2 separate regions of the Homo sapiens genome follow, and region 2 is linked to region 1. The links are chromatin loops, found by intact Hi-C in ENCODE. Cell type or tissue: GM12878. All regions are shown on one strand. Each heading gives the region's core, and the rest is flanking DNA. Links, peaks and the distances in the headings are about the cores only.

Evidence for each region. Hi-C counts contacts between places; a loop is a spot of excess contacts. Peaks named below come from ENCODE experiments on the same cell type or tissue, not always from the same donor. Only the 100,000 strongest peaks of a DNase experiment are listed, where the experiment ranks them.
Region 2: it touches region 1 in a loop (5-fold over the local background); 1 of 110 quality-filtered maps calls a loop at or near these places.

Annotation. Positions count from the first base shown.
Region 1 is chr4:105,584,407-105,599,929 of GRCh38, forward strand. ARHGEF38 (Rho guanine nucleotide exchange factor 38) reads left to right here. Exons shown (of 14, transcript NM_001242729.2): 2 at 4,842-5,029. Among named protein-coding and RNA genes, the nearest start is that of ARHGEF38-IT1, 31 kb to the left of the region's middle. In GM12878, for the core only: no CTCF peak of the experiment used is centred there; DNase peaks (open chromatin) are centred at 9,885 and 10,285; H3K4me3 peaks cover 602 bases; H3K27ac peaks cover 1,621 bases.
Region 2 is chr4:105,500,725-105,516,247 of GRCh38, forward strand. No RefSeq gene overlaps it. Among named protein-coding and RNA genes, the nearest start is that of PPA2, 34 kb to the left of the region's middle. In GM12878, for the core only: no CTCF peak of the experiment used is centred there; a DNase peak (open chromatin) is centred at 8,797.

The sequences.
Region 1 (15,523 bases), core at 7,121-12,120:
ACAAGTGTTTTACAGACATTAACTAATTTAATCTTCGAAATCACTTTATAAGGCTTTACTAACGTTATCCTTAACTTACAGATGAGAAAATTGATACAGGAAGAGCTAAGTAACTTGTCTGAGGTAATAGATCTAATAAATGGTAGTGGTGGAGTTTGAACCCAGGCAGTCTGGCTCCCAAGGCTATGCACTTAAACCTCTACTATATCTACATCTCTCTCTCTATCTGTATCTATGTCTATCTATCTATAGCTATAGCTATTTCTATGTCTATCTATATATAACTTAGATAGATATTACAATTACATATTATTTTATAATTTACAAAGAAAGAAAGAAAGAAATTACCTCTCCTTAAATCCACCCCAAAATGGCAGTAGTAGTAGCAAAAGCAAGAAGAAAGGAAAAACAGGATAGGATAAATTCTAAGCAAAACGTGGCTATCAGTGAAGATTGTCTTCAGTCCTCCCCCAACACCCCTTTGCCTTTGGGTGCTGTTGCACTTCTCTAAGAGATCGAGGTTCTCCCCACGCATATACCCAAGCCAGATAAACTGCTCAGGATTCTAAACCCCAGCTTTGTTCTGACTTTCCTCCGAAAGCAGCATCCCTATTTTTTTTCCTCTTCCTCTTCCAACTGAACTAGCTGTCCACCCACTTTAGAGTCATGCATTTTTCTTGACAAGTTGGTAACCACAAAATAATGGGATAATTGTTTGCTCTAGATGGTGGAAGAGTTTGAGACTGTAGAGAAAGTAACCCTATTTTTCCCATTCCCACAGAAATAGTTAACATTTGTATTGTTTTAAAGATCTCAAGGAGCTTCCACATGGAGCTGCTCATTTAATTCAGTCTTCATGATCACACTGTGATGGTTTTCATGCATAGTTTACAGGTAAGGAAACCAAGGCTCTGTGAGGATAACTATTAGTTATTAGTCTACTGTGTTCTCACAGCTGAGTGGCAGAGCTGATCTCAAGTCAGATTATCCTTTTCCCAAACTGCAACAACCTCTTTTTATATAAACTTCCTTGGCCAGGAATCTCCACATATATTATTAATGAATTTTGTGGCTAGAATAGTAAAAATTCACATCACCACTGGAAAAATAAAGCTTGAGTGTGAAAGAAATACAGAGTGAAGTCAATTACATGGTACTGCTTTAATATACAGCTGCATATTTCTGTTATAGCAATCTGAATATCCTTTTAACCTTAGTTTCACTTTGGCTTTGACATTGTATTTTATTATATGCAAACTATTGGGAAACATTTATTCTTAAAACAATTTTTCCTTCTTTCCTAAATAGCCCCTCCGTTGCTTTTTTTTTTTTTTTTTTTTTTTGAGATGGAGTCTCCTTCTGTCACCCAGGCTGAAGTGCAATGGCACTATCTCGGCTCACTGCAATCTCCGCCTGGTGGGTTCAAGTGATTCTCCTGCCTTAGCCTCCCAAGTAGCTGGGATTACAGGCATGTGCCACCACACCCGGCTAATGTTGTATTTTTAGTAGAGATGGCGTTTCTCCATGTTGGTCAGGCCGGTATGAAACTCCTAACCTCAGGTGATCCACCCACCTCGGCCTCCCAAAGTGTTGGGATTACAGGCATGAGCCACTGCGCCAGGCCCCCTCGGTTGCTTCATCCAGAAATAAAAGACGGGCTATAGCTGACTGCTGATTTGGGCGATATGTGTTGGCAATATTGTTGAGTTCCAAATACTTTTATATATAAAAGCTAAGTATAACTAAAAGATAAAATGTTTAAATGCAGAGAAAGATCTTACAAAAACAAAATGTGTCCACAATGCATTGCAGAGTTTGTTGGTTTAAGAAATGCAAACATAGAAAGTGTTTAGAAACCTGACCATAAAATGATGCAAGTGAAGTTTTTGTTCCTACAATAAACTTGAGTCAAAAGAGCAAACAAAGATATCTCATAAGGTTGCTCAACTGTAAATTCTCTGAGAGATTTTTACACCTGAGGGAGAAGTTGAGTATTTTCACTGACACTTTATTTCACCCACCTTGCCCCCACAAATTTGTTCTCAACAAGTTGTTGAGCAGTATTGGAAAACCTAAGCATTTTTTAATTGACAAAATCTGATGTAGTACATTTTAAAGTGCAGCAACTGAAACGTCTGTGAAGCAGGTTAAGTTAACATTGTGATTGAGTCCTGGAATTTAGAACTAAAAGGAACCCAAATGCATGTTTTAGGGATATTCCTTTGTCGACGATCAGGAAAAACTTCCTTCTCCTTGCTAGGATCCCAAATAATTCATAGATTAATTTTATAAGGCATAGAAGGTTTAGAACCTGGAAAAGCAATGTCAGAGCAGTTTTTCATCAGCATCATTTTTATTTTCAAGGAAACATTAAGTGATAATTGGGCAGTGTCCATACTGGTTTGTCAGCTCTCTTACGCATGAGATTTCCTCCTGTGCTCTATTTCACATACTCCAGGAGTAAAGGACGTCCCTCACACCTCTCTGCCCTCAGTCTCCCCCACCCCCACCCAATCATTTCACTATGTATAATACATCAAAATATTATGTTGTACATCTTGAATATACACATTTTTAAAAAGAAAGGGCCACAATGCAGCCTCCTCACTGCAGCTCCTCTCATAAGGTGTCCTGTCTTCCTCTTTCATATCCAAAATAATTCATTGTAATGACACGTGATTGTAACTTGCTTTTTCAAATCTGGGGCACTGAGAGGCAGGCTGCTTCTACTTTCCAATGCAAATATTACAAATTAGGCTGGTGCAGTGGCTCACACTTGTAATCCCAGTGCTTCGGGAAGCTCAGGTGGGAGGATTGCTTGAGCCCAGGAGTTTGAGGCTGCAGTGAGCTGCAATTGCACCACTGCATTCCAGCCTGGTTGACAAAGTGAGAACCTGTTTCTGAAAACAAAAAACAAAAAAACAAATTAGCAAGCACCCCCAAATTCTCATAATATAGATCAGGATTGGAGGGCTACAGGATATCTCATGCATTCATTCTCTCTCCTTGAATAGATTATCTGTTCTTATATAGCTCATGTGGATTATGATTTATGATTATGATTATTATTTTGAGACAGAGTCTCATTCTCTCGCCCAGGCTGGAGTGCAGTGGCACGATCTCGGCTCACTGCAAGCTCCACCTCCCGGGTTCATGACATTCTCCTGCCTCAGCCTTCAAAGTAGCTGGGACTACAGGAGTCCGCCACCACGCCCGGCTCTTTTGTTGTATTTTTAGTAGAGATGGGGTTTCACCGTGTTAGCCAGGATGATCTCGATCTCCTGACCTTGTGATCTGCCTGCCTCGGCCTCCCAAAGTGCTAGGATTACAGGTGTGAGCCACTGCTCCCGGCCTCATGTGGATTATTTCCTTAGCACTAAATAGCCCAAATCTCATAAAACCATGTGGTTTTGGATGCTATTTGTCAAAACTTCCTGCTTTCCTGATGAAGGAGGGATTGGTAGGCGATAAATGGTTCCAAACATACTCACCTGTGGGTCTGGATTGTCCAAAGATCAACCTAGTATAGCTTCCAAACTGATGCTGGAATTACTCTCCACAGATGTTTGAATATTGAGTCTCTGCCTTAAATGCTGAAGTTAGTGGACCAGAGAGAGAGCTCATTACTTTTTAAAGTGTCTGTTCACATTCCTGGGGCAGTCTCTTGACATCACACCATTAACTCTTCTGCTATATTGTTTCTCCAGTTGTCTTAGCTTTGTTCCCGGAGTCAGCCAAGAAAACACTGTTTATTTTCACTTTCATACATTGTGACCTGTACATTTATTTTTTACTGTACAGACTCTTTATAGGCCCTTTTGTAAAGTCCCACATTCTCAGGGAATGTGTCAACATTGAAGATGTCTCATATACCAGTTACTAGAATCATGTTAACTTTAAATGAAATATAATTACTTCTGCAACTGCAGAGACTAAGATGAAAATTAAGCTTCAAGCTTGAAGCAAATCCATTTACACACACTCTTACATACACAGACTCACACACTGCCCTGATGTTTATCGCCACTTTGATTTCATGGTCTGTGGTCTGGTTTGTGGCTTCCAAAATTTTACATTGCTCTGGGGAGCTCGTCCTTGAAGATACTTAGCTTTCTTACTTGAATACTTCATATAAACTTTTGCTATGTGTGAGGCTTCCCATTTATCTCATTATCTCCCCAGTACTGTGACTTTTTAAATTAAAACTTTCTGTTCGACAGTTCAAGAATTTTGAAATAACAAGATATGCTTGGTATAAAAGATGAACCATGAAAAATTTCAGTTGAAATTTATTTAATCCACCACTTCTTCACTCCTCATGGATTCTGATAGTGAATTGAAAAGAAAAACTCCAATCATGCAATTGTTTTCCATTTCATTGAGATTTGGATATTACCCACTGAGAATGAGAGGTAATTGTTTTTAATAGCAGTGACAAAATTCATTTTCATTTACTAATTAAAGGCATTTCATTTACTAATTAAAATTCTTCCCTTGATTTAAAAGCAAATGTGAACGGAAGTTGTGAACTGTTTTTTTTATACATTTGATCTCCAGGCTGAATACCGGCTTTATAGGCTAAGCTACAACAATGGGATATTTTAAAGAAGCCACGATAATTGAGTATCATTTAACTCACTTGTTAGAGGAAGTTCGCTCCCACTTTTCTTCTTGCTTATAGTTTTGTAGGGGAATGTCCATATATCACTTCCTAAGAAAACATCATGAGGATACCTTCAGCCTTTTTCCTTGTTAACAAAGTCCTTCGAAGGCGTTGTTTGTAATGAAGGAAAAAGAAACCTCAGCAGAATGCCTCACCTGTATATGTTTTCATTTAACAGAAAAGATGACTCCACAGGGTGAGTGTTCTGTAGCTGAGACCTTAACCCCAGAGGAAGAGCATCATATGAAGAGGATGATGGCAAAGCGGGAAAAGATCATTAAGGAGCTGATACAGACAGAAAAGGATTATCTCAATGATCTAGAGCTGTGTGTTAGGGAAGTGGTTCAGCCCCTGAGAAATAAAAAGGTAAATATATATTTGAGATTTTTTTTTCTCTCCCATATCATAAATAGGATCACTAGCACCATGAAATTGAAGCACTCAGGTGTATCAATGGGATGATGTGCCTTTCTCCCCAAAACAGCACTGTTCTCAGCTCTGGGGTTACAGTTTAGTACAAAACAAAGTCCTGCCCTTGTGGAGTTCACTTTCTAGTGCAGAAAAGGAGGAGTCAGACAATACACAATAAATAAATAAGCAAACAAAATTAAGATATGTTATATGGTGTGAAGTATGGCTGAGGAAACTAAAGCAGGGAAAAGGAATGAAATAAGGGGACAAGGCCGGGTGCTGTGGCTCATGCCTGTAACCCAGCACTTTGGGAGGCTGAGGTGGGAGGATCACCTGAGGTTCGGATTTCAAGACCAGCCTGGCCAACATGGTGAAACCTCATCTCTACAAAATTACAAAATACAAAAAATTAGCTGGGCATGGTGGCACACGCCTGTAATCCCAGCTACTTGGGAAGCTGAGGCAAGAGAATTGCTTGAACCCGGGAGACAGAGGTTGCAATGAGCCAAATCGCGCCATTGCACTGCAGCCTGGGCAACAGAGTGAGACTCTGTCTCAAAAAAAAAAAGAGAGAAAGAAAGAAAAAGAAAGAAAGAAGGAAGGAAGGAAGGAAGGAAGGAAGGAAGGAAGGAAGGAAGGAAGGAAGGAAAGAAAGAAAAAAAAGAAAGAAAGAAAGAGAGAGAGAGAGAGATGGGGACAAACGAGTGGTCATTCTATTTCAAATAGAGTGGCAAATGAAGACTTTTCCAGTGGAGGACATTGAGCAGAGAACTGAAGGAGGTAACAGAATGGTCCAGGCAAAGTGGAATACAAGGGCAAAGACTCCAAGGAGTGATAACTCATCATTAGGGTTGTAAATACACAAATCAAACAATATAGAAAAACAGAAGCTAGAAAGTGAAAATGATCAGAAATTCCACGGTCAAAGAAAATTACCATTAACACAATCAGACATATCCCCTCAGACATCTATTTGAACACTTACATATACATATACAAGCACATATATTTTTACATAAATGTGATCAAAACTACAAATAATATCTTGTAACATACTTGTTTCATCCATAAATCTGTTACATGTATCTTTTTATGAGTACTAATATTTTTCAATATCTGTCTACTATTACAGTGGTTGAGATGTTTTGGATGTTTGTTTCCTTATATCCTTAGAATAAATTCCTAGAAATTAATTGTTAGGTCAAAGGGTATGCATATTTAAGATTTTGAATAAAATGGACAACTGCCAAACAGAAAGTCAATATGATTTTAATATTCATTCCTATTAATAATGATTCAGAGAGCATTTTCTCTGCATCCTCTTTAATGCTGAGACTTGTTGATTTCATAAATGTTCTTTTGATTCCTTCTGATAAATATCTTCTCATATATTCATTGGCCTTTTCTGTTATTCATATCCATGTTTTTTGCTGTTTTAAAAAATGATGGTTTAATATTTTTCTTATTATTTTATAAGAACTTTCTGTGTATTAGAGTTATTCTTTTTCCATCCCACATGTTGCAAATAATTTTTCTGGTAAGTCTTTTGGTTTCTAACCTTGTTTAAGATGTATGTTTATTTTGTTTTTGCCATGTTTAGTCAAATATATCCAACTTTATTGATTCTGAGACATATTTTAATATTACCCATGATTATAAAAGCATTGCTAGCCTGTCATGCCCCCAACTATTTACAACATTCAGGAGCAGATTTTATATTTCTTAACACAGTACTCTTCTCAGATTTTTTTGTTTTGTTTTGTTTTGTGACAGAGTCTCGCTCTGTCACCCAGGCTGGAGTGCAGTGGCGCTGTCTCTGCTCACTGCAAGCTCCGCCTCCCGGGTTCATGCCATTCTCCTGCCTCAGCCTCCCGAGTAGCTGGGACTACAGGTGACTGCCACCACACCCGGCTAATTTTTCTGTATATTTAGTAGAGACGGGGTTTCACAGTGTTAGCCAGGGTGGTCTCCATCTCCTGACCTTGTGATCCACCCGACTTGGCCTCCCAAAGTGCTGGGATTACAGGCGTGAGCCACCATGCCCGGCCTCAGAAATATTTTTTAAAAAACCATCTGGCCTACATATTAGGGAAAACCAGTATAGGTCAAGGCACTTCTGACACAAAAATTGTTTTTTGGTCTAAGACAATGTATAAAGAGGAGTAGCAAAGAAGGCATGGAAGCCTTTTCTTACACAGGAAGTCATCTTCAGTTTGCCTCATGACTTTTATTTAATGCTTACTATATGTCAGATCTTGCTCCAGGCACTTCATTAGCATTCTCATTTAATCCCCCACAGTTCCCACGCCAGAATTACCAGACACTTTCTGAAAACCTGGAAATTTCTTATTCATGATGTAAGAGTAGAAGTAATATTGATGGTCGTGATAAAAATTTGCTCTTTAGTGTCATTGCTACGTATATAAATGTTTTCTGCTGTGTTTTCTTTATTTTATTAACATATAAACCAGATGTATTTGATATAACTGCTATTCTGGCAGATATCAATGGTTACTAACATGTTCATTTACATACTTATTCAAATGTTGATTTTAAATGCACATAGCATCAGACTCTGTCACTACCTTTCCTTATGGTACAGTCCTCCCTGTCAACTCTTATTCTTTGAAAAATTTGGAACCTAGCCCACTGTGTCTATGTATTCTCACTCTCTCGCTCTCCTCCTTAATTCTGACATCTTTTTTAGGTAATTTCAATATTCATGCAAATAACCCATGCAACATTCGGGCCTCTCAGTTCTTTCACTTTTTCATATCCAACAATCTTTCCTCAATCCCATTCAGCCACTCACGCCAGGGTCATAACCTAGAACTTGCCATTACCAACAACTTCATCCCCTCAAAATCAGAATTTCAAGCTTACTATTCTCTGATGCCCAAGCCTACTCCCACTGGTACGATTTCTGACAACCTTCTGATGGCACCGAGACCTCCAAACTATGGACATTACTACCATTTCTCTCTTCATCGGGCCCAAAGATGCTTTAATTTCTATGGGTCCTTCATTATAATCGCTCCTTGCACACGACCTCAATTCCTTTTTCTCTCTTTCTTTCCATTTACTTCCCTGCAACAACTTACTCGAGTGAAGTTCAATTTTTCGTCTACTTCACACCTTTACCTGTGCAGCAGAATTAATCTCTTATAAAATTCATGACCACTTTCTACTGGGGCCCCCAGTAATGTTTCTGAGGAGATTCTCTCACATTCTTTTCCTCACATGTCAAACACCCCTTTTTCTTCTCTCAGCTTATGCCCTTTTCCATCATTTCATAAAGAAACTAGAAACAATAAGATGTGCACACTCCCAACACCAAATCTACCAACTTACTGCATCTCTACCTATATAAGTTGGCTTCCTCCTATTACCGGAAGCAATGGTTCCCGCTTCTAATGAAGGATGACCTCTCTCTGCTAGTGCAGTGGATTCTATCCCCTCAGACTGAAAGGTTTTACTCCAGTCTGTGTCCTTTCTCTCTCCTGAATAATTAGTTTACCCTCCTTATGGAATCATTCATAGCACTATTATCTACTATCTTAAAAACCAAAATCAAACACAAACAAACCAAAAAAATTGTTTTCCTCGATCCTAAAGGAATCATCTATATTCATTGTCTATTTTAAAATTAAATATAAAATATTTACTAGGTATAAGAACATTTGTGACTAAAACATGTTTCAAAATAAGCACAATTTATCAAAAATCTGTCCCTGCGATTGGCTAATGATCAATATAAAAAACAGTAAAAAACACGCCCAGTTGCAGTGGCTCACACCTGTAATCCCAGCACTTTGGAAAGATCAGCACAACCAGGAGGATTGCTTGAGGCCAGGAGTTCGAGACCAGCCTGGGCAGCATAGGGAGACCTCATCCCTATTTAAAAAAAAACAGCCAAGTGTAGTGGCTTGCTTCTGTAGTCCAGGCTACTCAGGAGGCTGAGGTGGGAGGATCACTTGAGCCCAGGAGGTTGAGGCTGCAGTGAGCCATGATCACGCCACTGTACTGCAGCCTGAGAGACAGAGCAAGACCCTGTCTCCAGAAGAAACAAATAAACAGACAGACAAAAACATCAAATATACAAGAAAAGTCTTTCTTTGAATTCTTAGTCCACATTTGTATCAAATGGACTAAGTTTACCTTATATGAAAATGTTGCCAATTTAAATAATCTGCTACATTGGTGAGTCAAACTAGCCCCGCTAAAATGAATGTCATTGATAGCTGTATTCTTATATATTTTCTCCAATTCTTTTTTGTGCTTTTACTTTTTGTTATTTTTCTTTACTTGTTTTTGGCTTCCTATGAAACTCTTATAAGCAGTTCTCAGAATTGGTGTCTTAGACCATGCCAGGTAAAACTTTTCCATTATGGTAACATTTATGGTCGTTTATTTGGCACATTTGGCTTTTGCTCTCAATACTGTGAATTACAATTCTCAAAATTCTAACTCACATTTTCTAGGTTGTTTTATTTGAATTGTTTATAGGTTGTTGATTTTTCACACTTTGACCTTGTTATTTAGCTATCTTTCAATGCTGTCTGCTCTCTGCCTTCCTCATTGTGGACTTTAATTTCATTCTATTAGTTCTCTCCACTAAGGTAATAGCAATTCTCTTAAGGTTCTCAGAATTCTCATGTCAGATCTGCCTTTTTCCCACTTCTCAAAACTTTTAACCTTTGATTAAGTAAATAAATGTTCGGGTACTCATATGACTCTTATCAGCGTTTATATGAGTGCTGAGGTAGTTAGTTGACACCACCAGTTCATTCAGTTCACTACCTTTTCAATGTTCGTTAGTTCTTTCCTGTTCTCACTTCCCTTCTGGACATTTAACTACCAGTGTCTTTGAGCACAAACCACCTGTCATCACTGTCAAAATGTGTAGATTAACACATACAGTTTTCAGATAACTATAGCAATAATCTGTAAACCAAGCTTAGCTAAACCTGGGGCAACATAAATATTTTACAACTACAGGTTAAGCTAGGAGAGAATTTGGGTATCATCGGATTCATCATCTTTTCTCTATACAAAATCAAACTCAGACCACTCCCAGTAAAAACAAAACAAAACAAGTCATTTTATTTAAGTGAAAATTGGATGAAGGAAGTTGAAAACTGAGGAAAGTACCAGAAGTTCCTGGCTTAACTGAGTCACCTTGTATGAGTGAATCAGTGTACAAATGAGTGATTAGATCTAGCCCTTGACTGACAACTGTTCTGTGACAATCGTGCTGTAAACTTTAATCTTAACTTCAAGGCTTTTCTATGTCAGACCTTTACCGAACTGATAATACATCAAACTCAGCAGTTACACATCTTCTTTAATAGCAGCACTGTGAGAGGTTTTGCAAAGAAGGCAAACGTTATCCACATCAGTTAGTGTTGAAACATTTAGTGGGAAAACAGGTTCTAGTTATTTATTATCCAAACAGGGCAGTGAGAGATACTCTATGTTTTTGGCTATAAGTCAAAGTAAATCAAACTAGAGTAGACTAATCTAACAATGGAAAGGGCAAAAAGTGATTGAAAGGAATAGCTGGAGGAATTTGAGTACTGTACTTATTTTTATTTTTCTTTGTTTTTTAATTATTTTCAGTTGCTAAAATTCACATAGTGCAAATCTACCAAAGATCTCAAGGGGGCTATAGAATTCCTCAGCTACTCGGTTTCCTCCCCTAGAGGCAAACTCCATTACCAGCATCTTTTTACCCATCCAATGATATTTCAAGTGTATGTGTTTGAATGCACACTTGGTAGATTTTATTTCTATAACAAGAAAGTTATGTGTATTTATTTTGAATTTACTCATATTTGGTTTAATCATGTGCCTTATGCTCAAAAATTTGTGTTTTCTAAAAAATGGTTTAAAATATATATAATTTTGTATTGACAGGAATTCAGTTGGAATTTTCTGTTAAAATTTTGATATACTATATGGCAACATTATATAAATAATTTTCACTAGAAAAAATATATAGAGGAAAATAATCACCTGTAGTCTTGCCACTTAGAAATAAGCACAATAATTATTTTGGCTTATTGTTTATACAAACATACTGAAATATTTTCTGGAATAGGAATTATACCATACACAGTTGTCCCTCAGTATCTACGGGGCACTGGCTCCAGGATCCACCAAGAATACCAAAATACATGGAAGCTTAAGTGTCTGACGTAAAATGCAATGGTTACATTTACACATAACCTACACACATCCTACTGTATACTTTAAATCATCTCTAGATTATTTATGGTACCTAATACAATGTAAATGCCATCTAAATTGTTGTTATACTATATTGTTTAGGGAATAATGATAAGAAAGAGAGTCTGTTCAATACAGATGCATTTTAAAAAATATTCTTGATCCACAGAGGACTGATTCCATAGACATGGAACTCAAGGATTCAGAGGGTTGACTGTATGCCATTATGGAATATTTTCCCCTGATGACAACTATATATTTACACATTTTATTTTCAGCCACAAATAACAAATATGAAATTGAAAATTTAAAAAAACTTATTAAAATAAGGGACCATAAATTTGATGTTCATGCTCTCTCTCAATTCAGAGTCCTTGAATGTAAAATGGTGCCTATTACCAGTGTTATCAGTCATACCTAGGTTAGCAGTGGGCTGTTTCAATGTCAGGATGGTGGGGAGTATATTGAGCAATGGTTCTGTGTGACATCCTACAAAATCTCTCCCTCAGGGTCCAAAGTGGGTGAGGAAAGCCCTGGGATAGGGAAACACAAAAGAGAGGGAGTTAGGGAGGGAAAATTCTTAGCTGGCCGCTTTTTCAAAGGAGCAAGGGAGGGAAGGCACTCCAGGGCTCAGGCATTCAGCTTCCTGCTTGTGCCCCCCACCCCAAACCAAGTTGCTGTAGCGTCAGCCATCATACCAACCCTGTCAGAGAAGGCTGCGTGTGAGGAGGGCTCACCAACTCCCTGAGAACACAGTATAGATCCAAGTATCCCTGAAAGGAGACAGGGAGGAGGGGAATATAGATGTACTATAATAATAAAAATACTGTTCAAAGACCATAATACAATGAAAATTTATATATAATAAAGAGATAGCCAAAGTCCCATTGACTTCCTATGCATTTTAAGCTATATTTACTGCTAAAGTATTCAGTGAAACTTGTATATCCCTTTGCTGTGTTTTTCATGGCTCTTCCTTCACCAGAGTGAGCCCATTGCCGTCCTATACAACAGGAACTGCAGCTTCAGCACGTCATGGGAATCTTCCTGAGTTCCATATCCTGCCCTCTCTTCCGATGTTTTTAGCTGGTTGGGCATCCCTGGTGACCGTCATGACACCTCAAAGCTAGGTTCTACCTCTATATCCAGCCCCTGGCTGCCTTGCTGTGGAACAGCACTCCCAGAAATTATACAGTGCATAGCGGCTCTGCAGCAGCCCTGATGCACTGCTTACTCGGCTCTAAATTTTAGTGTCACTGCCTAGATGCACTCTCTGAGATGACCCTCAGTTCTATCTGAATACTCTCACCACCCTTCTCTCCCAGCCCAGCTCCTCAGACCCCCAACTTGTCCATAACAGGAATTCAGACAATGAAATGTAATGAAATTTTGCTACTTTCATTGAGCAGAGGACAGAATTACTGTTACAGTAGCTCACTGAAATACAAGATAAAAGGACCAAGGCAAAAATATTTTATCTAGTAATTATCAAAATATAGCCAGTTTTCCTAGATAGATAGGTGGATAGATAGATAAATGAAGCTTCTCAAAGTTATTTGCTAAAATTTTGCCCACATAACAAATAGAAGAAACCAGATGTAAGCAAATATCTTTGGGAATGAATTTTCGATGGTCACAGAGGACTCTTGTCAAAATTGTTTTCTCCAGCTGTCACCTTCACTAAAAGACATTTACTGTTTCCAGGAAGAATGGTCTTTCATTTTTGCTTAATAGGCAACCATGGAATTCTCTCTCTCTTTCTTTTTAAATCACCCAGCTACCCTTCCCATCTCTGTTCACTTCCAGAATTTTCTGATTGTAGTCTGGGCCTGAAAACACATTTCATCTTGGCTCACTGACCACAACTTTCTTAAAGTTGGCTACTCTCTAAAACTCTGTCTCTTCCATGAAATTGCCCTGAACTCAGTGGAGTTAAGGTATTGATTTCTCACAGACATGTCTTATTTATGCAAACAATTGCCTTATGCCATTTATAATATGTTCTACCCCACAACATCAAAATCCAATGCACACATTCTATTGTTTTGCAGGATGTTAGCCTTGGGGGAAACTTGGTAAAGGGTACATGGATCTCTCTGTTTCAATTTTTTTTACAACTGCATGTGAATCTACAGTTAATTCAAAATAAGAACTTTAATTAAAAACATAATGCCCTTATTTTCTCTATCTTCCTCCCTTTCTCTCTTTAAATTATCCTTTTAAATACACATGTAAAATTTTACATGTAAGGATAAAATTTTTCCTCTGATCCTTTACCTTGTTTACTCTCCCAAACTTTCCAATTTTTTTTTTAATATATTGTGTTTTCAGAGGGGTAGAGACTACGTTTAAGAATAAGGGTACACATTCGGTTGTTTGGAAGAAATTTTATGATGTATAAAACAACCTCCTATGTATCTTGGCTGTTTCTCACGCTATGCTTGAAACACCAGAAATCCATGTAAACTGTAAAACAAACTGATGAAAAAGCCAAGTCCCTTTCTCCACTTCCATCTCCTATTCGATCCAGCCCCACCCACTGTAGAGTAAGGCAGTTCCTGAGGTCAAACTCCTCAGTCACAAGACCTCACAGACTTTAGTGAGTACAGATATCCAAACCAGGCTGATAATTCCAAAGTAAAAGATGCCCTAAAAGCCAGAGAAAAACAGGGATTTTGTTCACTACATTAAATAAAAATCTGAGAAAACCAGAGCAATTCCTGCCAAGTATAATTAAGATGCTGGGAGAAATGACTCAAAAGAAATATACCTGCCTTTCTCATTCTACTTTGTATTGGCCTTTCTGAACTAAGGTGCTGACTTGAAAATGTTATACTCTTGCTGGAAGTCTGCTTTAACTATCAATACAAATATTCTTCAATCCTTTACAAATACCGATTTTCATGAAGAATAAGATACATTACAACAAAAAATCCTGTAATCTGTATGACCAGGTTAGAACTCCATTTTTTTTTTAATCAAAGACTTGATTTTCACACTTTCTGTGGAATCCTAGCATTTATTATATAGTCTGGGCCATTGTTTCTCCATAATAAGGCCAGATACCTGAGGTCTCATAAAGTCAGAAAAAAAAAACTCAATAAAATTTTTCTTGATTTTATGTAAGTGTGTTAATAAGGGCAGTTCCTATGTGTTGGAGGTTAAAAATGTGAAATGTTAAATTTAAAAATAAAAGTCACAGTGTTGCCAGCCACAATGTGACTGTGTTAATACATAATATCTAACTGGCCTCTTTCTCAAGTACTGACACTGAGTCATCACACTTCACTTACTTTCCCATTTTCCCCTGGAGGGACGTTTCTGTTTTGTCAACCTGGAAAACACATAGTTTGCTGTCATATTGGATTCAGATTTAGTTGGGTATGAAAGTGATACATCAATATTCTAGTATGTGAATTTTCTTTTTATGGGAAGGAAATCTCTTATCTTTGCTTGTTCAGAAAGTCTCAACTCAAAAAAATGAGGCATTCATTTTTATCCTTGTACTGTAGTTTTATGATAGAAACTGTCCTCCTTGTTGTTACATTTATAAGCACCTCCTAAGCTCCTTTTTAGGACAGCTTCAGTGCTCTCTAATTTTTATAATCTATAGTCCAGATCGATCAGAATCTGCTGGACCAAGTGAGGATAAAAATGAATGCATTTCCCAATTCAGTGCAGGATTTGGGATGCCCAGAATTGAAAAACATAGATGTGTTAAGCGGATCTGTTTTAATATCCAGAAAAGTCATCCCTCAGCCTGGGCAAGATGATCTTGTGCTCATTACTTTACTTCCCAGAATGGAGATGATGCATAAACCACAATTTTAATTTGCTTTTTTTTGTGCATGTGTAGAATAAGCGACAAAATTTCAGCGGCTGTGATTATTATAATATTGCCATAAACCTCTCTAATGAAATGCCAGCAATGTTGAGACAGCTTTATTCAGGCATAGGTCAAAATAGCCATGCATATCAGTACAGGGCGATAAATCCTGGACTCCAAACAATAACACTGGGCCAGAAAGGAAGCAGATATTAAGGAAACAATTATTTTATTAATATGCACTTATGTAAGGCACTTTAGACACAGGCAAGGTAGATGATTACATGAGTTAATTAACTAATTAATTTTAGGTCATTTAGAGTATGTAAGGACATATGAAACACATTTTTGTGTCATCAAAAAACTAAGAATCCCTTGTGAGAGGCCTCTTATAG
Region 2 (15,523 bases), core at 6,587-11,586, 84 kb before region 1:
GAAGGGGCGGCGGGGCAGAGGCACTCCTCACATCCCAGATGATGGGCGGCCAGGCAGAGACGCTCCTCACTTCCTAGATGGGGTGGCGGCCGGGCAGAGGCTGTAATCTTAGCACTTTGGGAGGCCAAGGCAGGCGGCTGGGAGGTGAAGGTTGTAGCCAGCCAAGATCACGCCACTGCACTCCAGCCTGGGTAACATTGAGCATTGAGTGAGCGAGACTCTGTCTGCAATCCCAGCACCTGGGGAGGCCGAGGCGGGCACATCACTCGAGGTCAGGAGCTGGAGACCAGCCCGCCCAACACGGCAAAACCCCGTCTCCACCAAAAATACAAAAACCAGTCAGGCGTGGCGGCGCGTGCCTGCAATCCCAGGCACTGGGCAGGCTGAGGCAGGAGAATGACGGGAGCCCGAGGCAGGGAGGTTGCAGCAAGCCGAGATCACGGCAGTACAGTCCAGCCTTGGCAACAGAGGGAGACCGTTGAAAGAAAGAAAGAACGAAAGAAAGGAAGGAAGGAAGGAAGGAAGGAAGGAAGGAAGGAAGGAAGGAAGGAAGGAAGGAAGGAAGGAAAAATTGACTCTTTAACAGACATTGTGAGGAAAATAAACAGGCAAGCCACAGAATGGAGAACGTATTCACATTACATATATTTGACAGAAGATCTGAATTTGAAATAGATAGCTTTTATAATTTATAATTTTATAATTTATTTTATAATTATTTATACTTTTATAATTAAATTTATAATTTTATAATTTTATAATTATATTAATATTTAATTACATATAATTGTTATATTATTATTTTATTATTATATTGTATAATTTTATAATTAAATTTATAATTTTATAAATTATATAATTATAAATAAGTTACTTTTATAATTTATAAAATAACTTTCATAATTTAATAATATGAACAAACCAATACAAATAGATACTTTACCAAAGAAGATACAAATAGCCTATGAGCACATGAAAAGTTGTTTAATATTATTAGTCATCAGGAAAATACAAATTATAACCACAGTGAGGTATCACTACATAGCCAGTAAAGTGGCTAAAATTTTTAAATCTAACAATGTTAATTATTGAAAAGATACAAGTAATTAAAATTATCATACATTGCTGGAAGAAATGAAAAATGGTATAATCACTGTGATAAAGAGTTTGTCAAATTTTTATATAGTCTATAAAAGGTACAAATTGTATTAATAACAAAGAGAACTAATTAGTCCTGTAGTCACATGTAATACCAAGTGGAAAGTAGCTATAACAGAAGATGAGCACACAATAACCAAGAAGAAGGCGTGCTCAAAAATATTTGAGTGGCCAGGTGCAGTGGCTCACGCCTGTAATCCCAGCACTTTGGGAGGCCAAGGCGGGTGGATCACGAGGTCAGGAGTTTGAGACCAGCCTGACCAACATGGTGAAACCCCGTCTCTACTAAACATACAAAAATTAGCCGGGCATGGTGGCACGTGCCTGTAATCCCAGCTACTCAGGAGGCTGAGGCAGGAGAATTGCTTGAATCCAGGAGGCGGAGGTTGCAGTGAGCCAAGATTGAGCCATGGCACTCCAGCCTGGGTGACAGAGCAGACTCTGTCTAAAAAAATAAAATAAAAAAATTTTTGAGTTAGCCAAATGTCTTAAAGAAAAATGTGTAGTCTCATTCTTGCACTTCAGGAAATCAAACTGTGACGAGGCTTTACAAATTACAATACTAATAAAAAAATTTTTTTAAGTTGTAATAATGCTAACGGACCAGGTCAATATGTTATGATGAGAAGACATGGATGACATTACTAACCAATGAATACTTCAGAAGTGCATCATTTTAGGAGAGACAACTGGTTGCAAAATTTAACCACAAAAAATCGTCATTATTTTGATTTTTAATCTACTTGGGAGAAACAATTAAGTTCTAGTCTCCATCCCATAACCAATTGATTGCTAACCCAGATCCTATGACCTTGGTTTGAAAAAAGTCATTTCTGTTTGTTTGTTTTTGTTTCTGTTTTTTTGGTGTTTAGCAAGAAAGATTACCACTTCTAGAAATATTAATTAAGCACAGTATTAGTAAAACTTTAGAAAGATACAAAATCAAGTATAGTAAAAACGTTATACAACAACAAAAGAAATATTGAGGCTATTAATCAAACTCATGTTATTATTTTAGAATAAATTTAAAGGTATGCAGAATAATAAGTTTTATAGTCCTTGTATTTGTGTATATTTTCTCTGCTATTTAAGATGTTTAGTCATACTAAATGTGGAATTACTATTTATCTTTTTAAAGTAAATTTAGTTAACCAAATTTAGCACTGATGTAAATATGTGAGTTTAGTAAGTAAACTAATATACGAATTTAATAAGCTAAAAATTAAACAAAGTACAAATACTTTTGATTGTTCCTCTCCATATATCAAAAAACCCTTACACAAAAAGAGACATATATAATCAACTACAAATATGTAGAGCTAGCCAATACATTCAGCTCAAAGCTAAACACCTAGCTCCTAGCACAAGTTAGTAAGAATTTGATACACATTTGTTAAATGAATATTACAAATGTTAAATGAATGTTACGAGATAAACTGTGGCAAAGGAAATGAATTACAGAGTTCTGGGTATATAAGCCATGACAGTTCCTACAAGTGTGTATTTGTTTTCTTTTTTCTTTTGTAGTAATCTTTACCCTAGCACTGGAAATATATGTATTTTCTAATAGCAACACAGAAGCGTGATGGATAGCAAAGAGAAGCTAACCTAGAATGTTCTCTTTTAAAAAAGAATAAAGCACAATTTGACTAACTTATATCTGGCAAATTACAAGTCAAATGTAACAAAAAATCTAGAGACAGTAGTTTTCTTTGGAAAGAAAAGAATCCTAATGCCAAATCTAGTACTTGGTAAACTAGATTAGAATATACGTTTACCACTACATAAAAAAAGCCAGTCACCATGACTGTGTTAAAATATATATTGCAATGAAAAAGTGAGGTGGCTACATTTTTTCATATACTTCTAAATTTGTTTCTTATTTTAGAAACCAGGAACAAACATAGATCACAATTATTTAAAAGTTCGATTCTTTTTTCCTATATAATGACCTCTAGAGCAGTGTTCTGTTAGTTATTAACTCAATCACTTTGAAAAGACGTTGAAAAGAAAATATGTTTCAAATATGTACAAGCATATTGTACATATTGTATACCCAACTTAGCTTTCAGAGATACAGTTTTGTATCTCAAAGAATATAAAATCTCACAGGGAGAAGACACAGTATTTCCATATTTTGTACAATCAACAAACATAAAAATCTTGAAAAATGCTATGTATCAATTAAAATTTAAGAGACTAAATTAACGTTTTATTTTTCCTAATACTCAGCTCGCCAAGGAAACTTGTTTCTCTTAGGTTCAGACCTTTGACACATCAGGAATTGTTAATTCTTATTAGTATCACCGAACTTTGCCTTTTTTGGAGCTGATGAGTTTTGCTGAAAGGGATCCATAAAATCAATTCAATACCTGTAAGAATGGTGACCATTCCATTTTGGTGAGCTTATTTAGGTCAATGAAAAACTCTCAAGTTTTGTCCTTTGCTTCGGCTCCAGACTTACTCAACATCACCAAAGTTGTTGAAATTACAATTTCCAGTATCTTTTTGTTTCCTGGCCACTTCTCTTCAGACTTGCTTAAATACACTTCTTTTGCCTCAACAGGTAGCTTTCAGGAAGTTATATATTCAGTAAAACAAATATTTTATTAGATTAGAAGAGGCTTAAGTGAAATATTGTCAAATGCTAAGAAGGCCCCTTTCATCATTAAGATCTAGTTTGTCCATATCTCATAATATCTATCATCCACTTTTCCTCCTTTCCCCATTCTCAGGCCCTTGTTACCTGTACTATTTTTTCTGGATAATTTAACTAGCCTCCTATGGCAGAGGCTTGTAACTACCTACTATTTTCCAGTTCTTCCTTAATAATAGAACCCCAAATTTATCTTGAATGGCAAGGTACCCAGCTAGTAAAATCATTCCCTAGCCTCTCTTGTAGCTAGGCATACACATGTGATGAAGTTTTTGCCAATGAACTTAACTCTCATGAACTCCAGTGAAGATGGAAACAAAAACGTTACAGAAGACTTTCTGAAAGACTTCTTGAAATCTACTGGGAATTGAGCCCATTTTGCCCTCCTCCATCCTCCTTCCTGCTGCATATAGAGTGGTAGTAATGGTCAGTGTGCCAATAGCCATCTTGGAAGCCAGCACTAGTGTGACGAAAGAATTCTAGACACCAGATGGCCATGAATCTATCATACTGGCTAGTCCCACTGCTGACTTCTCTGATTTCTTTTACTTGAAATAAAAGTAAACTATGGAGTTATAGTAGCAAATGGATGTCAGGCTCAAACAGGGTCACTGAGGACAGTTTTATGAAGGGACTCTGCAGGGGTATGAGCAGGGTTAAGGCAAATTAACAAGGGACAGTGAAGCATCCTGCTTTAGTTACAGCAAAGAAGCCTGTTTGCCCCTGGGCCAAAAGAGAGAGAGAGAGAGCAGACCCCAGGTTCCTGATAGGAGTTTCTTATGGCCTTCAAGGTAACACTCCTGGCAGGGAAGGACTCAGGATAATAATCACTCTGGCCTGGTTCTCTACCTGCTCTCATTTCTCCTGCTGTGTTTCCTATGGTCAAAATCAATAATAAATTACAGGGTAAAATTAGCCTCTTTAAATAGCCCATAAAAGTTAGCCATTAGAAGCACCAGGCACGGTAGAGAAGGATAGAAAGCGAATCTAGAGAAACAAATAGAAAATGTTCAGCACAATTGCTTAATTGCCTTCCTGCTTTCAAGCTCTCCGTCCCCCTCCACATACCCCCCAAATATCCACCCACATTTTACTATTATCTTCTTGAAGTAGAAACCAACATTATCATTTTCCTTCTTTGCTAAAAATTCTTCGGGGTATACTACTTATCTAACAAATCAAGTCCAAACCCTTTAACTGAGTACATAAGGCTATCACCATCTTGTTACAGTATGCTTTTCCAAACTGATTTCTCTGCAGTTTCCTATATGTATCATATGCTGCAACCAAGTCATAAGAATCACCATTCCAAACAGCCTGGGCTTTCCCATTTCCTTTGCCTGTGTTCTTCTTAGCTCAAGGGGCAGGACACTGCTTTCTTACTTTCTTGCCTTGAAAAACCTCACCTGTATTTTAAGGCATAGCTCAAAGTGTCATGTACTCTAAGAACACTTCCTGACACCCTGAGATAGGTTTTCCCCTTCCTTCTTTTGAATGTTAGCACTTTGTTTCTACCCCTCAAATTGATGGCCAAATACAGATTCCCTCCTGTACTTCCCACAACATGCTCCTTCTCAATAAATGGCCCCTTCATCCTGTCAGTCTCCCAAGCTACCACTTTGAAGTCATCCTTGGCTTTTTTTTCTTCCCACTTCCCATATCCAGCAAATCCAGGTTCCTATATCTTCAACATATATCCTGAATTCAACTCCATTACTACCTATCCTAGCCAACCACCTTCCAGTTCTTGCGGTGTTATTGCAATAGTTGCTTTCTCATCAGCCCTTACCTACTACTACTCTCTTATCGACATGACAGCAAGAGCCATTCTTTTAAAATCTAAGTGAGAGCATGTCACACCTCTGCTCAACATCCTCCACTGGTTTCTCATCTCATCAGGAATAAAAGCTAGAGGCCTTCCGATACCCTACCAGGCCCTGCCTAATATAATATGATCCTCCATGTCCCCACTGTTTCACATACCACCTCTCTTACTTCATAATTCCTGTCTCACTTACTCCATTCCAGTGATGTTTGTCCCATTGCTGTTGCTACACTCATCACACCTATGTCCTTCTCAAGTCCTTTGCACTTTCTCTGACCTAAGCATTTCTTCCCCAACACCCACATAGCTTATTCTTTGAATTCTTGAAGTTCTCTGTTCAATTACCACCTTTCCAGTGAGACCATCCCTAATTACAGAAGCCCATGTCCTCATCTCCATTTCCTATTCTCTTTACCCTACTTTCCGTAGCATGTATCAACATCCTACTTACTTTGCATGTAGTGGTAGTTTATATATGATCTCTTCCCTCATTATAATGTAAGCTCCATAAACCATAAGAATGTTATTCATTGACTCAACATTAATGCCTGGTACACAATAGGCACAAAGTACATGAAAAAACTAATCACATAAGTTTTTATTCTTTTTGTAAAATTATGTAATCCCTATTACTTTATAATAGAAATATAATGTGAGCTACATATATAATCTAAACTGTTCTAATTCTGACATTTTAAAAAAGTAAAAAGAAACAAGAAATTGATTTCCTATTTGATTTAACTCAATATGTCCAAATCATTATCAACATATAATCAATATAAAAGTGTTTGTGATATATTTTACATTCTATTTTTCACACTAGGTCTTCAAACTTTGGGGTGGTTTTACACATAGAACAGATCTCAATTCGGATTAGTCACACTCCTAGTGCTTAATAGTCACATGTATCAAATGGCTACTGTATTGGTCAGCACACAGAATAGCTATAATGGTGAAAAATTGCAAGAGAGGAAGAAAAAGTTCTAATATTCCAGCAAGTTCTGGGGCATGTGGCAAGTGAGGGAATGAAGAGTTTTCAATATGAAAAAACCAGAAGGAAGATGGAAACTATGAGAAATGTCCAGGATCAGTTAAGGAAAGCAGATAGATTTTTTTTTTTTTAGAACATCTGAAGTTGTAAGAGGATGTGTTTACATGGAGATAGAAGTTCCAGGGACAGAATGGGAAGAGTAGTTCACAAAGACAAGCATGGGTAATGAATTCAGAAGGAGGTGCAGCAGAGAGCCCTGCTGTTCAGGAAATGGTGGAAGGTAAGAGAGATGAGAAGACTGGCGGGCTACCTGATCCAAGGTTCCATATGGAACTCTGGAAGAGTGTTCCTTTGTGTTTGTTTGTTTTGTTTCTTTTCCTTTCTAGTATCAGTAGAGGCCAATTGCTGGGATAGCCATGGTCCAGTGAGCAATCACAGGCCTTTGTTCAAAATTTCAAGTTAATTTGTGGTTTTCTGAAAGTGGAATAACAGTTTAAGAGAAGTGCTTCATTAGAACTACAACTCAATGGAAGGGCTAGTACTTGTTTATCTATAATATTAATCATTTAATATTTTATAGATGGTTTCTTTACTCATAATTTAACCAAGAGTGTCATCATCTATGGCAGAGGAGAGGCAGGGTAATTTTCTTAGCAATTATTTCAGAAGTCTTGGCAAAAAATAAAGGTTGACACAAAGAAATAAAAAAAATCTGAATTTGAGGGGAAAAGAAAATTTAGTTCATTTCTCTCCTACTCACTATGCTACTTGTGACTTTTACAGTGATGGTATGGTAGAAGTGAACAGAAATGGAAAGTAGAAACATTGCCATTTAACTTGTATAGTTTTGCCATTTGGCCCACAAAAACAAAACAAAACAAAAAAAAAACTGATACTTTTTCTCATTGGATAGTTTTGTGAGTTCTTAGGAGACCCTCTGTTTGTGTCATCTCACATTTCCAGAAAGTCTTCTTGAGCGGTTCCTTGCAAGACAGCCAAAGTGGTCCACACTTGGCCCATGTGATACACGCATACATCCTTGCCCTACCAAATTGTCTCATTATAGCCTTGCCTTTTTCCTCAGCCATCATATGTCCTCTTATCCAGCCTCCCCTTTCATTTCAAAGTCAGAACTCAGAACACTAACACTGACAATTAGTGAAATTATTATTTGAAATTCCAAGTGAAGTGCTCTGTTTCTGTATAGTATTTACAACAATTTACTAAAGATGTTATTTTTTTCTCTCACTTCATTCTCGTAAGAGGTTAGGCTGAAAAAGAAACGGACAATTTTATTATTTTATTGTATAGAAAAAAATGGAAATTGTTGCAATTGCTGCTGTTGTGAATAAAGCTAGCTCATATTCTTAACAGCCCACCTTAGACTTTTTTTTTTTTTTTTTTTTTTTTTTTTGATACAGAGTCTTGCTCTATCGCCCAGGCTGGAGTGCAGTGGCATGATCTCAGCTCACTGCAGCCCCCACCTCCCAGGTTCAAGCAGTCTCCTGCCTCAGCCTCCCAAGTAGCTGGGATTACAGGCACCCACCATCACACCTGGTTAATTTTTGTATTTTTAGTAGAAATGGGGTTTCACCATGTTGGCCAGGCTGCTTTTGAACTCCTGACCCCAAGTGGCCCACCTTGGCCTCCCAAAGTACTAGAATTATAGGTGTGAGGCACCATGCCTGGCCACCAATCCTAGATTTTTGAGGCAGTCTTTTAATCTGGGTGCATGTTGGTCTCTCTGTCATCTATATTACACTGCTTTTCACAGCAGCTACTAGTAGTGGAAATATATAATTGTGTCTGGGAGTCATAGCAAATGAGATGAGCAGGAACAAGTTGGACCTAGTCCTGAGGGATCTAGCCATGCTAAGGAGTGTGGATTTTATTGTGAAGGCTTATGCCTTAGGGGATAAAAAGGAGAAAAGAAGGGGAGGGAAGGGGAAGGGAGGGGAAGGAAAGGGAGGGGGAGGAGAGGGAGGGGAAGAAAAGGGAGGGGAAGGAAAGGGAGGAGAAGGAAAAGGAGAGGAAGACAGGGAAAGGGAGCGGAGGAGAGGGGAGAGGAGGGAAAGGCAGGAGAGAGGAGGGGAAGGTTGGGGAGGTCCTCTGGTTTGCCTGATTGCTCATTTAATAACTATTTAATTTCTCTTCCTCTTTTTGCTGCCAAACTTCTCAAATGAGTCCTCTTTACTGACACTTATGTAATAGGATGTTATGATAGGGCTTCTACTATTTTATCAGTTTCTGAGTGAGGCTCTAAACTTGAGAACAAAATGTTTTATTATCCACAAATTATAAAAAGACTTATCATACTCTCCATAACTAAAGAGTGACTCAAAAGAGGCAGCCTAAAAATTAATCAGGTGATTTGTCCCCAGCCTACCTTGATGAGGGGAGACTTAAAGATTCATAAAGACAAAAAAGGACTTTTTTACAGGAAAAATCATAAAGGCTGAATATGAAAACAAATAATGGCCAGATTGTATATGTCAAAAGAACTCTAACTCACGTCTGCAACAATCAGCCAGAAAAGCCAAACCACAACCTCTGTAGCAATTGGTCAGAACAGTCAAGACTTGATCAATGACTGCCAGCTTCTCTATTTGTTGTTGTTGTTGTTGAGACAGGGTCTCACTCTGTTGCCCAGGCTGTGAGGGTAGTGGCATGATCTTGGCTCACTGTAGCCTCAATCTCCCAGGCTCAAGTGATCCTCCTACCCCAGACTCCTGAGTATATGGAGGTTAATTTTTAGCCCCTTCGAGCCTGGTTAATTAATTAATTTATTTATTTATTTTTTAGTAGAGATGGGGTTCTGCCATGTTGCCCAGGCTGGTCCAGAACTCCTGCACTGAAGTGATCTGCCCACCTCGGCCTCCCACAGTGTTGGGATTACAGGTGTGAGCCATGGCGCCCAGCCACTTCTCTACTTCTTGCCCTATTTCAACTCAGGACCAGCCAGAGAAAGCCAAATATACTCCTCAAACCAATCACATAAAATGCTGCACTTCTAGTTTGCCTTCCTCTGGTTTCCTTGGGCCAACAGTTTCAATCAGCATACTTGAAAGGTTTCCCACTCTCCTGCCTGTCTGCCTTGAGTCTCTGCCAAATGTAAATGATGGTGGCTGACACATCTGCTATAGCAAAACTCTAAGTAAATAACCTCACTTCTCATTTGGGTGCCCTTCATTTATTTCCACAGTTGATAGAGTGTTAGGACGTTTCTCCTCTCCTCTGCTTGGGGAACAGAACAGGGTGCTCCCCCATAAGCTACAGCCAAAGGCCATGGAGGCTGACACCTCACTCAATTCCAACAAATGTCTAAAGGGGAAGCTCACTTTGGCTTCTGTGTGGAGGATAAATTATTAAGAAGACATGACTTCTCAGCAGCATATGATGTAACTATTTTAAGGCTTATTCTACTAGATGGCCATCTTAGAGGCTATTGCCATCATCAGAGCAAAAAGAGCTAGATGAGCAGTATTAATGGCAGTATATTTTAGAGATAGAGCCTGTAGAATCTACTGATTAACCGGAGGGAGTTGTATGGCAAAAAGAAATTAAGGAGGCTCTCAAGTTGGGAGCCTCAGCAGCTGGATGGATAAGGTCATAACTGAAATTGGGAAAACCTGTGGGGAAGTGAATTTGGAGAGCAGAGAGAAAAATCAAGAGTCCTATTTTGTCCAGTCCAGTTTGAGGTACCTATTAGACTTCAAAGGGATACACCAAGAAGGTAGTCGGGTAAACATGATGAGACATCAGCTGTGTTACTCAGCACTCTGGGTTTCATTCCCATTCCTGCTGCTTAGAAGGTGGGTTTCTTTGGTTGACTTTGTTAACTCCCTGAGCTCCTATTCCCTTATCTTTTATTTATTCATTCATTTATTTAAATTTTTTAGTTTCATTGCTTTTTGGGGAACAGGTGGTATTTGGATACATGAGTAAGTTCTTTAGTGATGATTTGTGAGATTTTGAGCATCACCTGAGCAGTATACACTGAACCTAATTTGTAGTCTTTTATCCCTCACCCGCTTCCCACCCTTGCCCCCTGAGTCCCCAAAGTCCGTTGTGTCATTCTTATGCCTTTGAATCCTCATAGCTTAGCTCCTACTTATGAGTGAGAACATATGATGTTTGGCTTTCCATTCCTGAATTACTTCACTTAGAATAATAGTCTCCAATCCCATCCAGGTTGATGCCGATGCTATTAATTCATTCCTTTTATGGCTGAATAGTATTCCATTGTGTGTGTGTGTGTATATATATATATATATATATATATATATATATATATATATATATATATATCACAGTTTCTTTATCCACTTGTTGATTTATGGGCATTTAGGTTGGTTCTACATTTTTGCAATTGTGAATTGTGCTGCTATAAACATGCATGTGCAAGTATCTTTATCATATAATGACTTCTTTTCCTCTGGGTAGATACCCAGTAGTGGGATTGCTGGATCAAATGGTAGTTCTACTTTTAGTTCTTTAAGGAATCTCCATATTGTTTTCCATAGTGTAGAAGTGTTCCCTTTTCACTGCATCCACGCCAACATCTATTAATTTTTGAGTTTTTTAATATGGCCATTTTTGCAGGAGTAAGGTGGTATTGCATTGTGGTTTTGATTTGCATTTCCCTGATCATTAGCAATGTTGAGCATTTTTTCATATGTTTGTTGGCCATTTGTATATCTTCTTTTGAGAATTGTCTATTCACATCCTTAGCCCACTTTTTGATGGGGTTGTTTGTTTTTTTCTTGTTTTTTTAGTTGAGTTGGTTATCAGTTCTGGATATTAGTCCTTTGTCAGATGGATAGGTTGTAAAGATTTTCTCCCACTGTGTCAAGTGTCTGTTTACTCTGCTGGCTGTACCTTTTGCCATGCAAAATCTCTTTAGTTTAATTAAGTCCCAGATAATTATCTTTATTTTTATTGCATTTGCTTTTGGGTTCTTGGTCATAAAATCCTTGCCTAAGCCAATGTCTAGGAGGGTTTTTCTGAGGTTATCTTCTAGAATTTTCATAGTTTCAGGTCTTAGATTTAAGTCCTTGATCCATCTTGAGTTGATTTTTATATAAGGTGAGAAATGGGGATCCAGCTGCATTCTCCTACATGTGGCTAGCCAATTATTCCAGCACCATTTGTTGAATAGGGTCCTTTCCTCACTTTATGTTTTTGTTTGCTTTGTCAAGGATCAGTTGACAGTAAGTATTTGAGTTTATTTCGGGGTTCTCTATTCTGTTCCATTGGCCTATGTGCCTATTTTTATACCAGTGCCATGCTGTTTGGGTGACTATGGCCTTATAGCATAGGTTGAAATCAGATAATGTGATGGCTCCAGTTTTGTTCTTTTTGCTTAGTCTTGCCTTGGCTATGGGGGCTCTTTTTTAGTTCTGTATGAATTTTAGGATTGTTTTTTCTAGTTCTGTGAATGATGGTGGTATTTTGATAGGAATTGCACTGAATTTGTAGATTGCTTTTGGCAGTATGGTTGTTTTCACAATATTGATTCTACCCTTCCACGAGTATGGGATATGCTTCCATTTGTTTGTGTCATCTATGATTTCTTTCAGCAGTGTTTTGTAATTTTCCTTGTTGAAGTCTTTCACCTCCTTGGTTAGGTGTGTTCCTAAGTATTTTTTTTTTTTTGCAGTTATTGTAAAAGTGGTTGAGTTCTTGATTTGATTCTCAGCTTAGTCACTGTTGGTGTATAGCAGAGCTACTGATTTGTGTACATTAATTTTGTATCCTGAAAGTTTGCTGCATTCATTTTTCAGTTCTAGTAGCTTTTTGGAGGAGTCTTTAGAGTTCTCAGCAAACAGCAACAATTTGACTTCCTTTTTACCTATTTGTATGCCCTTTATTTGTTTTTCTTGTCTGATTGCTCTGGCTAGGACTTCCAGTACTATGTTGAAGAGAAGTGGTGAAAGTGGGCATCCTTGTCTTGTTCCTGTTCTCAGAGGGAATGCTTTCAACTTTTTCCCTTTAAATATTATGTTGGCTGTCGGTTTGTCATAGATGGCTTTTATTACATTAAGATATGTCCCTTGCATGCCAATTTTTTTGAGGGTTTTAATCAAAAAGGGATGCTGGATTTTGTCAAATGCTTTTTCTGCATCTATTGAGATGATCATGTGATTTTTGCTTTTAATTCTGTTTATGTGGTGTATCACATTTATTAACTTGCGTATGTTAAACAATCCCCACATTTATTGACTTGTGTATGTTAAACAATCCCTGCATCCCTGGTATGAAACCCACTTGATCATGGTGGATTATCTTTTTGATATGTTGTTGGATTCAGTTAGCTAGTATTTTGTTAAGGATTTTTGCATCTATGTTCATCAGGGATATTGGTCTGTATTTTTCTTTTTTGGTTATGTCCTTTCCTGGTTTTGGTATTAGGGTGATACTGGCTTCATAGAATGATTTAGGGAGGATTCCCTCTTTCCCCATCTTGTGGAATAGTGTCAATAGGATCAGTACCAATTCTTTGAATGTCTCGTAGAATTCAGCTGTGAATCTGTCTGGTCCTGAAATTTTTTGTTGGTAATTTTTTTATTACCATTTCAATCTTTCTGCTTGTTATTGGTCTGTTCAGGGTATCTAATTCTTCCTGATTTAAGCTAGGAGGGTTGTATCTTTCCAGCAATTTATCCACCTCCTCTAGGTTTTCTAGTTTATGTGTGTAAAGATGTTCATAGTAGCCTTTAATGATCTTTTGTATTTCAGTGGTGTTGGTTGTAATATCTCCCATTTTATTTCTAATTGAGCTTATTTAGATTTTCTCTCTTCTTTTCTTGGTTATTCTTGCTAATGGCCTATCATTTTTTTTATCTTTTCAAAGAACCAGCTTTTTGTTTATTTATCTTTTGTATTTTTTTGTGTGTGTCAATTTCATTTCGTTCTACTTTGATTTTTGTTATTTCCTTTTTCTGCTGGGTTTGGGTTTGTTCTTGTTTCTCTAGTTTCCTCAGGTGGGACCTTAGATTGTGTATTTGTGCTCTTTCAGACTTTTTGATGTAGGCATTTAAGGCTATGAACTTTCCTCTTAGCACAATCTTTGCTGTATCCCAGAAGTTTTGATAGGTTATGTCACTATTATTGTTCACTTCAAATAATTTTTTAATTTCCATCTGAATTTCATTTTTTACCCAATGATCATTCAGGAGCAGGTTATTTAATTTCCATGTCTTTGCATGGTTTTGAGGGTTCCTTTTGGAGTTGATTTCCAGTTTTAGTCCACTGTTGTCTGAGAGAGTACTTGGTATAATTTCAATCTTCTTAAATTTATTGAGACTTGTTTTGTGGCCTATCATATGGTCTATCTTGTAGAAAGTTCCATGCATTCGAGAATAGAATGTATATTCTGTGTTTGTTGGGTAGAATGTTCTGTTAAATATCTGTTAAGTCCATTTATTCCAGGGTATAGTTTAAATCCATTGTTTCTTTGTTGACTTTCTTTCTTGGTGACCTGTCTAGTGCTGTCAGTGGAGTATTGTAGTCCCCCACTATTATTATGTTATTGTCTTAGGTCCAATAGTAATTGTTACTTATAAGTGAATTCTTATAGGGAATTGCTTATAAGTAATTCTTATAAGGAATTATAGGGAATTACTTATAAGTAATTCTTAGGTCCATTACTTAGGTCCAGTAGTAATTGTTTTATAAACTTGGGCGCTCCAGTGTTAGGTGCATATATATTTAGGATTCTGACATTTTTCTGTTGGACAAGTCTTTTGTCATTGTATAATGTCCCTATTTGTCTTTTTTAATTGTTGTTGCTTTAAAGTTTGTTTTGTCTGATATAAGAATAGCTACTTCTGCTCACTTTTGGTGTCCATTTGTATGGAATGTCTTTTTTCCACACTTTATGTGAGTCCTTTGTATTAGGTGAGTCTCTTGAAGGCAGCAGATAGTTGGGTTGGCAAATTCTTACCCATTCTGCGATCTGTATCTTTTAAGTGGAGCATTTAGGCCATTTACATTTCAACATTAGTATTGAGATGTGAGGTACCATTCCATTCATCATGCTATTTGTTGCCTGTATAACTTGCTTTTTTTTTAAGTGTATTTTTGTTTTATAGGTCCTGTGAGACTTATGCTTTCGATGTGTTTCCATGACTTGTTTCAAGATTTAGAGCTCCTTTTAGCAGTTCTTGTAGTGGTGGCTTGGTAGTGGCGAATTCTCTCAGCATTTTTTTGTCTGAAGAAGACTGTATCTTTCCTTCATTTATGAAGCTTAGTTTCACTGGATATAAAATTCTTGGCTGATAATTGTTTTGTTTAAGGCGGCTGAAGATAGGGCCCCAATCTCTTCTAGCTTGGTGGGTTTCTGCTGAGAAATCTGTTGTTAATCTGATAGGTTTTCCTTTATAGGTTGCCTGATGCTTTTGCCTTACAGCTCTTAAGATTCTTTTCTTCATTTTGACTTTAGATAACCTGATGACAATGTGCCTAGGTGATGATCTTTTTGCAATAAATTTCCCAGGTGTTCCTTGAGCTTCTTGTATTTGGATGTCTAATCTCTAACAAGGCTGGGGAAGTTTTCCTCGATTATTCCCCCAAATATGTTTTCCAAACTTGTAGATTTCTCTTCCTTCTCAGAAACTCTGATTATTCTTAGGTTTGGTCATTTAACATTATCCCAAACTTCTTGGAGGCTTTGTTCACTTTTTTCTTACTCTTTTTTCTTGGTCTTTGTTGGATTGGGTTAATTTGAAAACCTTGTCTTCAAGCTCTGAAGTTCTTTCTTCTGCTTTATTCCCTTGTCTTTTAAAATTGGCATAATGATAATGAAGAAAGCAATATTTAGAGTCTTAAATTTCCCAACTCTAATCCAAAACTATTTCACTCCACTGCTATCTTCTTATTCCCCAGGTATCCA